Linked DNA regions of Homo sapiens: region 2 is linked to region 1. The links are chromatin loops, found by intact Hi-C in ENCODE. Cell type or tissue: PC-3. All regions are shown on one strand. Links, peaks and the distances in the headings refer to the core of each region. The heading gives the core; the rest is flanking DNA.

The links. Peaks named below come from ENCODE experiments on the same cell type or tissue, not always from the same donor. Only the 100,000 strongest peaks of a DNase experiment are listed, where the experiment ranks them.
Region 2: a loop joins it to region 1, with 11 times the contacts of the local background. A loop is called at or near these places in 2 of 110 quality-filtered maps.

Annotation. Positions count from the first base shown.
Region 1 is chr22:47,210,855-47,216,236 of GRCh38, reverse strand. No RefSeq gene overlaps it. Among named protein-coding and RNA genes, the nearest start is that of LINC01644, 270 kb to the left of the region's middle. RefSeq lists a silencer at 2,390-2,509 and an enhancer at 3,115-3,616. In PC-3, for the core only: a CTCF peak has its summit at 2,477; no DNase peak of the experiment used is centred there.
Region 2 is chr22:47,273,277-47,278,658 of GRCh38, reverse strand. No RefSeq gene overlaps it. Among named protein-coding and RNA genes, the nearest start is that of LINC01644, 210 kb to the left of the region's middle. In PC-3, for the core only: a CTCF peak has its summit at 2,715; a DNase peak (open chromatin) is centred at 2,798; H3K4me3 peaks cover 258 bases; H3K27ac peaks cover 989 bases.

The sequences.
Region 1 (5,382 bases), core at 124-5,123:
ATCCCCTGCAAAAATGGGCACTGCTTTCTCAATGAGCAATCCTCAAACCCCAAAACTTGGTGGACAAAAGCTGGAAGAGGAAGCTGCCGTGGAATGTAAGAAACAAAGACAAATGACAGAGCTGGGGCTGGTCGCTTCCCCGCAGCACAGTGGATACCTGGTCCAGACTGCACATGGCCAGTGAAGACCAGTACTCCAATAAAGCTGAGCATGTGGCTCCAAGGGCTGCAGCCACAGGCTAGAGCAGAGGCTGGCAAACTATAACTCAGAGGCCAAACCCCATGACCAATTTCTATAAAGTTACAGAGGTACACACCAGACCCACTTGCTTACCTCTCGTCTCTGTTTTCTGCTCCAATGGCAGACCTGAGTAGTCACCCCCGGGCTTGAATGGCCCCCAGAGCTGAAAATATTTATTCTGTGGCCCTTTGTGGAAAAGGTTTCAATCCCCGGGTTACAGAGAAAACTGTGGCACTAGCTACCAGGGCCACTGTGCGTCACTTTACCAGACATGGATACAAATACACTTGTCCTGTAGGTAAGCGTATTTGTGCCCCCGATGGGTTAAATCAATCCTCTAAAACACATCTCCAAAATGACCAGGCAGTCAACTAATCCATGATGAATCAGGATTAATGCAGGAAACAGAAGACGTTAAACTTCTAATTAGCCTCCACAGAGAGACTCAAAAGGTTATTACATCAATAAAATTGGAACTGGCCACAGTTTTTTAAATGAGGGATTAAATACCAAAAAAGAGATCTTTGAAATTTAAAACATGATTATGAAAATAACAGGTGCTGTGAATAACATGACTGAAACTCAAACTGGTGAACTGGAAGGCAGTCATTAACATCTCTTGGAGCATAAGAAGAATTGACAGAGATGGGAATTATGAGCGTTAGGTTAAGAGATAGGTACAGACTCAGGAGAAGTGATCACATTCCCATGGGGGGCCCAAAGGAGAGTGGGGGGAGAAAGAAGTAATTAAAGAAATAAGAGAAGAAAATTTCCCCTGGAATGGAAAGAGATGAGAGCGTTCAAATCACAGGTGAACTGTTAAGGAATAATAGAAAAATGACATGCTGCTATATATATTCTGGGGAAACTTCTCACTCAATGGATTAAAAACCCCTTTAAGCTTCCAGAGTGTAAAAATAATAGGTTCCCTTAAAAAAAAGAATAAAAATCCCACTCACACTGGTCATTCTTGTCTGCAATTCAAAAATGCTAGAAGATAACATCTGTGCACTAGCTACAAGGTTCTGAGGAAACAGGACCTCAAACTGGAATTCTATAGCTGGACAAAACTATTGTGAGGGCAAAATGAACTTGCTGACCTCTTTTTGAGGACTCAGCATACCGTACACAGCTCTGAAAAAAATAATTATGGGGTAAAAGTCATTAGAATGAAAGAAAAATGAGAAAGGAATGGCATTGGCATAAAAAATAATCATGAGCAAATAGATCATTAAAATTTAGAGTTAAGTCCAATTATTAATAATTACAGAGAAAATGAGGAAGAATGCAGCTGTTAAAAAATATTCCCCACATAGACAAGACATCATGTTCTTAAAGTAATTGACGTAATGTAAAAGGAAAAAATCATATTCTGGAACCAAAATTCCAAATGATTGCAAAAAAAAAGTGCCAAATATCTCGTCCTAGTCAAGTGGTAATTTATGGATACGATTAATTCTTGAAGTGGATAGAAATGTGTCTTAATATTTTACTGATTAGGACTATTTTGGTTGCATGGAACAGAAACCCAGCTCAACCCAGCTTAAGCAAAACTATGAATCCATTGCAAGAACATGAGAATGTTTTATAGGACTCACAGAGAAGACCAGGGTTGGACCTCAGGGACAAATGGGACCAGGGCTTCTAGAGGCCAAGGGACATCTCTGCGTCTCTCTCCATCCTGCATCTTGCCTCTGTGTGGGTGCCCCTCTCCTCTCTAAGTAGATCTGCTTCCTCTGCTTCTGAGATCCACAGTGCAAGATGTGGCCACAGACAGTGTGAGCACACTGCATCCACCTCCATAGCCACTCAAAGCAATGTTGAATTCTTTTTTCTCAGCTCCGGTTCCAACACCCTTGGAAAGACTCTAACTGGCAGAGCTTGGATCAAGTGCTCACTGCAGAATCAATTAATCAGCTGGGACCACACGGCCCGATCACAGTGTTTATGTGGCTGACTCAGGGGCACAAAGTGTGTCAGCAAAGGGAAGTCACGCCCTGGAAGATGGGTGCTGGAGTGAACAGGCCCGTTAGTAGCCCCTGCAGTCCACCCCTTGTCTGCCCCGCACATGTGGGCTCACACCCACTCACATACAATTCCCTGGATATGCTGGATACAGTGCAACCTTTTAAGTTCCTACGAGGACTGTGGTCCAACATCAGTTCAAGAATTTGACCCACCGAAGTATCTGGGCCAGGCAGAGACGTGGGAAATGAGAGGCCTGGAGCTCCCACTAGTGGGCAGTCTGAGCCCTGCAACAGCTGCGGGAGCATCCCTGGCCCGGGGCTGCAGACCGGGGATACAACGGTCGGGAAAGATAGATGCGTTCCTGTGCCCCAAGCCTGGAGGGAAGGAGAGACATTAATACTTGCAAATAATTGCATGGGTTAAATTAATGCTCTAGACCCTGAGGCACAGTGGACACGCGCATACTTGAGTGTGGACGGTCAGTGTGGACACGCACATATTTGAGTGTGGACGGTCAGTGTGGACACGCACATATTTGAGTGTGGACACGCGCATATTTGAGTGTGGACACGCACATATTTGAGTGTGGACGGTCAGTGTGGACACGCGCATATTTGAGTGTGGATGCTCAGTGTGGACGCGCATATTTGAGTGTGGACACGCACATATTTAAGTGTGGACACGCACATATTTGAGTGTGGATGGTCAGTGTGGACACACATATTTAAGTGTGGACACGCGCATATTTGAGTGTGGACGGTCAGCGTGGACACGCACATGTTTGTGGACGGTCAGCGTGGACACGCGCATATTTGAGTGTGGACAGTCAGTGTGGACACGCACATGTTTGAGTGTGGACGGTCAGTGTGGACACGCGCATATTTAGTGTGGACGGTCAGTGTGGACATGCGCATATATGAGTGTGGACGGTCAGTGTGGACACGCGCATGTTTGAGTGTGGACGGTCAGTGTGGACATGCGCATATTTGAGTGTGGACGGTCAGTGTGGACACACGCATGTTTGAGTGTGGACGGTCAGTGTGGACACGCTCATATTTAGTGTGGGCGGTCAGTGTGGACACGCACATATTTGAGTGTGGACACACGTATTTGAGTGTGGACAGAGTGTGGACATGCACATATTTGAGTGTGGACACGCGCATATTTGAGTGTGGACACACGCATATTTGAGTGTGGACGGTCAGTGTGGAGACGCACATATTTGAGTGTGGACACGCACATATTTGAGTGTGGACACACGCATGTTTGAGTGTGGACGGTCAGTGTGGACACGCGCATGTTTGAGTGTGGACGGTCAGTGTGGACACGCTCATATTTAGTGTGGGCACTCAGTGTGGACACGCACATATTTGAGTGTGGACACACACATATTTGAGTGTGGACAGTGTGTGGACAGGCACATATTTGAGTGTGGACACGCACATATTTAAGTGTGGACACACGCATATTTGAGTGTGGACGGTCAGTGTGGACACGCACATATTTGAGTGTGGACGGTCAGTGTGGACACGCGCATATTTGAGTGTGGATGGTCAGTGTGGACACACGCATATTTGAGTGTGGACACGCACATATTTAAGTGTGGACATGCACATATTTGAGTGTGGACGGTCAGTGTGGACACACACATATTTAAGTGTGGACATGCACATATTTGAGTGTGGACGGTCAGCGTGGACACGCACATATTTGAGTGTGGACACGCACATATTTGAGTGTGGATGGTCAGTGTGGACGTGCACATATTTGAGTGTGGACACGCACATATTTAAGTGTGGACACGCGCATATTTGAGTGTGGACGGTCAGTGTGGACACGCGCATATGAGTGTGGACACACATATTTAGTGTGGACAGTCAGTGTGGACACGCACATATTTGAGTGTGGACATGCACATATTTAAGTGTGGACACGCGCATATTTGAGTGTGGACGGTCAGTGTGGACACGCACATATTTGAGTGTGGACGGTCAGTGTGGACACGCACATATTTGAGTGTGGACACACACTTATTTAAGTGTGGACACGTGCATATTTGAGTGTGGACGGTCAGTGTGGACACGCACATATTTAGTGTGGACGGTCAGTGTGGACACGCACATATTTGAGTGTGGACATGCACATATTTGAGTGTGGACAGTCAGTGTGGACACGCACATATTTGAGTGTGGACACGCGCATATTTGAGTGTGGACACGCGCATATTTGAGTGTGGACGGTCAGTGTGGACATGCACATATTTAAGTGTGGACACGCACATATTTGAGTGTGGATGGTCAGTGTGGACGTGCACATATTTGAGTGTGGACACGCACATATTTAAGTGTGGACACGCGCATATTTGAGTGTGGACGGTCAGCGTGGACACACACATATTTGAGTGTGGACGGTCAGTGTGGACACGCACATATTTGAGTGTGGACGGTCAGTGTGGACACGCACATATTTGAGTGTGGACACACACATATTTAAGTGTGGACACGTGCATATTTGAGTGTGGACGGTCAGTGTGGACACGCACATATTTAGTGTGGACGGTCAGTGTGGACACGCACATATTTGAGTGTGGACATGCACATATTTGAGTGTGGACAGTCAGTGTGGACACGCACATATTTGAGTGTGGACACGCACATATTTAAGTGTGGACACGCGCATATTTGAGTGTGGACGGTCAGTGTGGACATGCACATATTTGAGTGTGGACGGTCAGTGTGGACACGCACATATTTGAGTGTGGACACGCACATATTTAAGTGTGGACACGCGCATATTTGAGTGTGGACGGTCAGTGTGGACAGGCACATATTTGAGTGTGGACGGTCAGTGTGGACACGCACATATTTGAGTGTGGACACACATATTTAAGTGTGGACACGTGCATATTTGAGTGTGGACGGTCAGTGTGGACACGCACATGTTTGAGTCCCAGCATTTACAACAGCACGGCACCAGGTCCCAATGTGGAAAGGGTGCCTTTTCATTGCTGTCTTGGGAACATACTGGGAGATGTCCCAAAAGGAGCTAAAACAGTTAAAATTGGGCTTTATTTAGAGCTTGCGCTTACTTCCCTTCGTTCTCTACACTTTCGCGTGGCTGTTTCCTCCCTGCCCTGCCCCTGCAGGTGACTTGGACCTTGCTGACCCTGTTAGG
Region 2 (5,382 bases), core at 330-5,329, 62 kb before region 1:
GAGCCCCGAGTTGCCCCATCTGCTCGCATACCATCGGCAACCCTCGTAAACTCGTATCATGCTGGACACGCCAGCCAGCAGCCCCAGGAGCCTGGGACTGACCAGAAGTGGCATCCCCATTACAGGATAGACAAGGTCACCAAACAAGAAACAACAACCTGTTCTTATTTAAAATGTTGATATTTTGTCTATCTTAATTTTGATATTTTACATTATTGCACTGAAATATGATCTATCTTGATGACTTGGTTTTGAGAACCCCTTAAATTCTGTGCGCTAGGCACACACCTGCCTCTCCTGAATCCAGCGCCTGTGGTGTTCAAGTTCTGACTTCGGGGTCTCGTCCTCTTCCTCCCATTGCCATTGACCTAGAAGCTGGAGCTTCCAACAGAGTGGGTGCCGTTTCCCCTTTTCAAGCCCAGGTTTGATTCAGTTCCCTGCCGGGTGGTGAGGACCACCAGCCCCAGCCAGCTCCACAGATTAGATTAAAATTTACTCCAGCCATTTAGCGTGGAGCTGATAACACAAAACACACTGTTCCTGGACTGAGTCCACTTAGGTCTATTAAAATCCTGTTTCTTCCCTGCCATGAGTTAAGGAGACCCATTTCTCTCAGTTCCCACTTCCTGATTTCAGCTCAGAGAAAATAATTAATTCCGCTGATCCCTAATTGACTTCAGGTGGCACCTATACCAAACACTAACACCATTCCCTTAACGAATAATTTCTTCACTAAAATGGGTTTCAGTCTTATTTGGAAGAAAAGAATAAGAAAATTAAAGCTGCGGGAAGATAACACTGCAAAGAATAACTGAAGCGTATTTACATATGCAACCAGGCACCCCTTCTGCACTGTGAAAAGCTGGGGGAAAGCTGCAAACAGAGAGAGAACAATGAGTACAGAGGAAAATGATTAATAAATTGGAGCACAGGCGGCGGGCCCCAGGAGGCTGCTGCTAATAACAGCACGGGGTACAAAAGCATGGACGCCGCTGAGGCCCAGCCACTGAGCCATGTTGCCAGGCATCTAGAACTTTCCACGTCTGGAGAGAGACTGTGGGGATCTGCTGCCTCGAAGTTGACCCAGCCACTGGCAGGAGACCCCTGCCTGCTCTTCTAGAATGTCCATTCTCTCTCACAGAGGCCCACAGAGAGGTTGTTCTCCCAGTGGGCAGGGAGGGGGAGTCACAGAGCTCAGGATGTTCCAGAACATGGAGAGACAGTGTAACCGGGGGAGTCTAAGCCTGCAAATTTGTGGTTCTCACCATGTGTTCAGCGGCCGTCTTGAGTTCCTGGGTGCCACTCAGCACCCACTGTGAGTGTGACCCTGCTCGGTGATGGCCCCACGCAGGTTTGCACCTGGTCAGCTGTCACCGAGGGGAGAGGTGCTGAGGGTACGAACAGGCAAAGGAGGAGACTTGGCACCCGTCCCACTCTCGCAGCCCGGGGAAGCCCGCCTGTGTGCAGCAGGGAGAAGATTTGGGTCTCATCCCCTCTGGCACCTGGACCCCGGCAGCAGGGAACAGGGGAGCCCTGGCCTGCTGCTCACCCCACTGACTCACTCGGGGACCAGGTCACAGATGCTGAGGACACCAGGTGGACACGGCTGAGGAGAACTTCACTAACACTGGGTTCAGAGGCCAGCCCCTTGGGCTCAGGGCCTCAAGGCGTCCGGCTTAGCATAATCTGTTACTGCACTGAATCTCAACAACCCATGAGGTGGGTACCCGCTTGAAAATAAGCAGACTGTAGCTCAGAGAGGCTAAATTCCTGCCCAACGTCACACAACGAGTAGGCGACAATGCCCAGGTGTGAACACACCTCTGCTGCGTTGTCAGATTCTCAGGCACTTGTTCCGTCGAGACCCAGGTAGTAAACACTTCACACTCTGTCGTAACTACTTAAACCTGCCATGGTAGAGTGAAGGTAGCATCAACAATATCTAATCAAATGAACGTGGCTGAGTTCCAATAAAGCTTTATTGAAAAAAAACAGACCACGGGCCCACCGGCTGTAGTTACCTGAGCCCTTCTCTACCATCTTATCATACCATGTGCAGTTCTCTGAATGCAGGCGACATACAGTTTCACGAGTGTCTCTGGAGGGGTCCTGGCCCAGTGGGGGAAGCCAGAAAAACCAGCCCGGTCAGAAGGCAGAAGGAGCAGAGGGTGCTGGTGTAGTGGGCTGGCCAGAGAAGGTGTCTCAGAGAAGGTCCTGTGTGAATTGCACTCATGTGGAGGGAGGACATGGCAGACCCGGAAGATAAACTTTAGAGAAAACTTAAAGTTACAACAAGGACTGGCGAGAGCTCCTTCCACTGCACATGGCAGAATTCCAAATAAAACGAGACTAGACAAACAAAAACAACAGAAATGGGATGTGCTGGCTCACATTTCTGGGCACTGAGGGTGTGGTTGGCTTGAGGAATGGCTGAATTCAGCAGTTTGTCAGAAATCTGCCTCCCATCACCACCTCTTGACTTCACTCTTTCTTTTCCAACAGGCCCTCTCCAGGTCACAACGGCATCGGGCACCAGAAGCCCTGGGCCTGCCTCCCCTCCTCAGCTATCTCAGTGAGGAAGTGGACTCTTGGCAATTCCAATTTAGAAAGCCAAGAAAACACTTCCCTCATTCCCAAAGCCCCAAGGCTCCACCAAAACAGCAGTGGAGAGAGGTTTTAAGATACAGGAGAACAGGCTCAAAGGCGCCACAACAAAATGCTGGAAGCTGCAAAGCAGTCACTGCACAGTAGGTGGCTTGGCAGGACTGAGGAAGCCAAACCCCAAATCTGCAGCTTGAAATCTGAGAACTGGCCAGAGGGCTGGTAACTGAGAGGACCGGGCACTCCCGGAACTGGGTGACAGTTGAGACAGAAGCTGTAAAAGCTGGATCCTCTCCTCACCTCTGGGGCTGGGGGACTGCCTCACGTCTGTCCTGGTGGAGACTGGAGGCTTGCTCTCTGAAGCAGGTAAACAGATTCTGGATTGGGCACCCCCGAACATGGATGGCGCGGGTTCTGGGAAAGCAGGAGTGGGTTCTGCATGCAGAAATCCCCCCACACCACTCAGGCGGTAGCCAGCCCTGCTCCCTACAGAAAGGAGGCTGGAAGAACCACCCTGGAGCTGTAACTAGTGCAAGGGGAAAGTCCCAAACTCCTGACAGCTGGGGTCCCCCGAAACTTGGTCTACCTAGATGGCCCTACAATGAGTCAGTGTTGACCAGCCACACCCAAGCTCAGAGCTTCCAATCAGCTTCTTAGACCCCCATTCCTAATGCTCAGCTGAGCTCCAAGGATCAAGAGACATCTGCCTCCAGCACGGAACACAGACAAATTAAACCCTGAGACACACACAGCAAAGCTCAGCGGGAGGAAGCAAAGACTGAAGGAGAAGATAACTTCCAGAAACATCTTTAATATTCTCAGAGAAAGAAGATATTGCATCCAGGAAACAAAACCAAGCGTTCCAAAGAAAATGGAGGAACAGAAATCATTAAAAAGGCACCAACATTCCCCAAGAAGGAAGATGACCCATTGACAAACTGAAAAGGCCTTCAGGTACCAAACACCACAGAAGAAAACAAACTCACACCAGGACACTTCACCGTTTCAGAGCCCAGGACACGAGAAGTCTCTATAGCCTACCACATGGGGCAAAGAAAGGGGGGAAGAAAACAGGTCACATACAAGAACCAGAAAGCAAAACAGATTCAGCCATCTCAGCAACAACCCTGAAATCTAGAACGTGGCGAAGCAAAGCCTTCCAGATTCTCAGGGAAGATAATTCCCAGCTAGGGAAAACTGACAATCAAGTATGAGAGTAAAATAATGAGAGTTTCAGACCTACAGGGTCTCAAAAATTTAACTTCCATACGTCATTCCTCAAGCAGATACTGGTGGGAGACTCTGCCCAAACAAAAGTGTGAAAGGAGAAAGGGGAAGAGATGAGACGCAGGAAGCCGCTGTGGGGTGCGCAGGGCCTAGAGTGAGATGACCCCACAGGAGGGAAGAGGAGGAGCCCCAGGAGGGGGTGAGGGGAGCTCCAAGATTGACAGCTGTGCTCCAGCCATGGACGGCCAAAGGCCAGTCTGGGAGCGTGTGGCCCAAGAGACAGACCTTGGGATATTAGAATATTAATAGATTGTACCACGCTCGCTGCTCCAGGTCACCACACCATCCTTTGAACTAAGAACATGGTGCCCAGGCGACACTGCCCAGCTGTGACCAGGGCTTGTCTTGGCCATAGACAGAAAGAGCCCCAACCTTCCCTCCATCTTCCGCTGGCAGGACCAGCTGAGAGCACATGAGACACTCTGCAGCGGGGTTCTGCCATGACGTAGTCTAGAATCCCAGAAACCAAAGCACAGGGCCACCCTGTGGCATTTATGGATGCCTCAAATGTGGGGAGCCCTGGCTTCGCCAACAGGTCTTGCCCACGGATTTCCCCAAGGGAGACTCCCGTGAACCCTCGGGAAGCTGAAGTCAGACGGTGGCTCAGAGGCCATTGGCTGTGTCTTCTCTGGAACTCTTCATCTGAAGGACGATACTGCCCTTCCTTACACATCACCTCTGTGCTTGTTCCTTGAGCCTTCACTACTGCACAACAGAGCATCCCTGGAGGCTCCAGAAAAGCAAAGGAAGGATGGGACAAGTCAGGCTCCTGCCTCTATAGGAGGAGGGCCCCTACTCTGGGCACTTTAGGGCACTGGATACTATAAAAACACCACAAAAGTCAGTTATTAAGGAACCCCTGGGTGCCCCTCTCACTCCAATCCAGGCCTGGCCCCTGACAAGTTCTAAACACCCCAGAAAGTACATCCCCACCTGACCTTCTGTATGACCTTGAACCCAGAATGCCAAGGCGAGTGGGCTGTGCCAGCATCTGTCTCAGGCAGATGCTGCTTTGGAGATAGAGGGTTTGAGAGGAGAAAACCCTTGGGTGGGAGAAAAGCCGGGCCATTGCCAAGTTCCTCCCGCCAGTATCAGGGTGCAGCAGCTCCCACCCAGCCCATCATTTACGTATCTTTTCCATTTTGCTGTTAGGAAGACCTCTTTCCAAGTCATGCTGAGAGTCTGCGCTCTCGCTGCTCCTTGGGTACCATTCCGTGGTTCTGAAGTTCCTCGTACGTTGGGTGATACATAGAACAGGTGCATTTAGAAGCTGAGAGACATCTTTCTATGTTAGACAACGCTTACTACTTTTACACTTATGTCTATATAGAATTAGATGTAACATGAATGAAACATGATACTGGTTCTTTGCACGATTGTAGGAGTCTTGAGATTGACAGTAAAACACAATGAAAGCTCTGACATAAGTGATAGTGGTTTTGTATGATGAAATTAAAATATTTTATGAATTTTTCTTTGCTAATGATCATATAC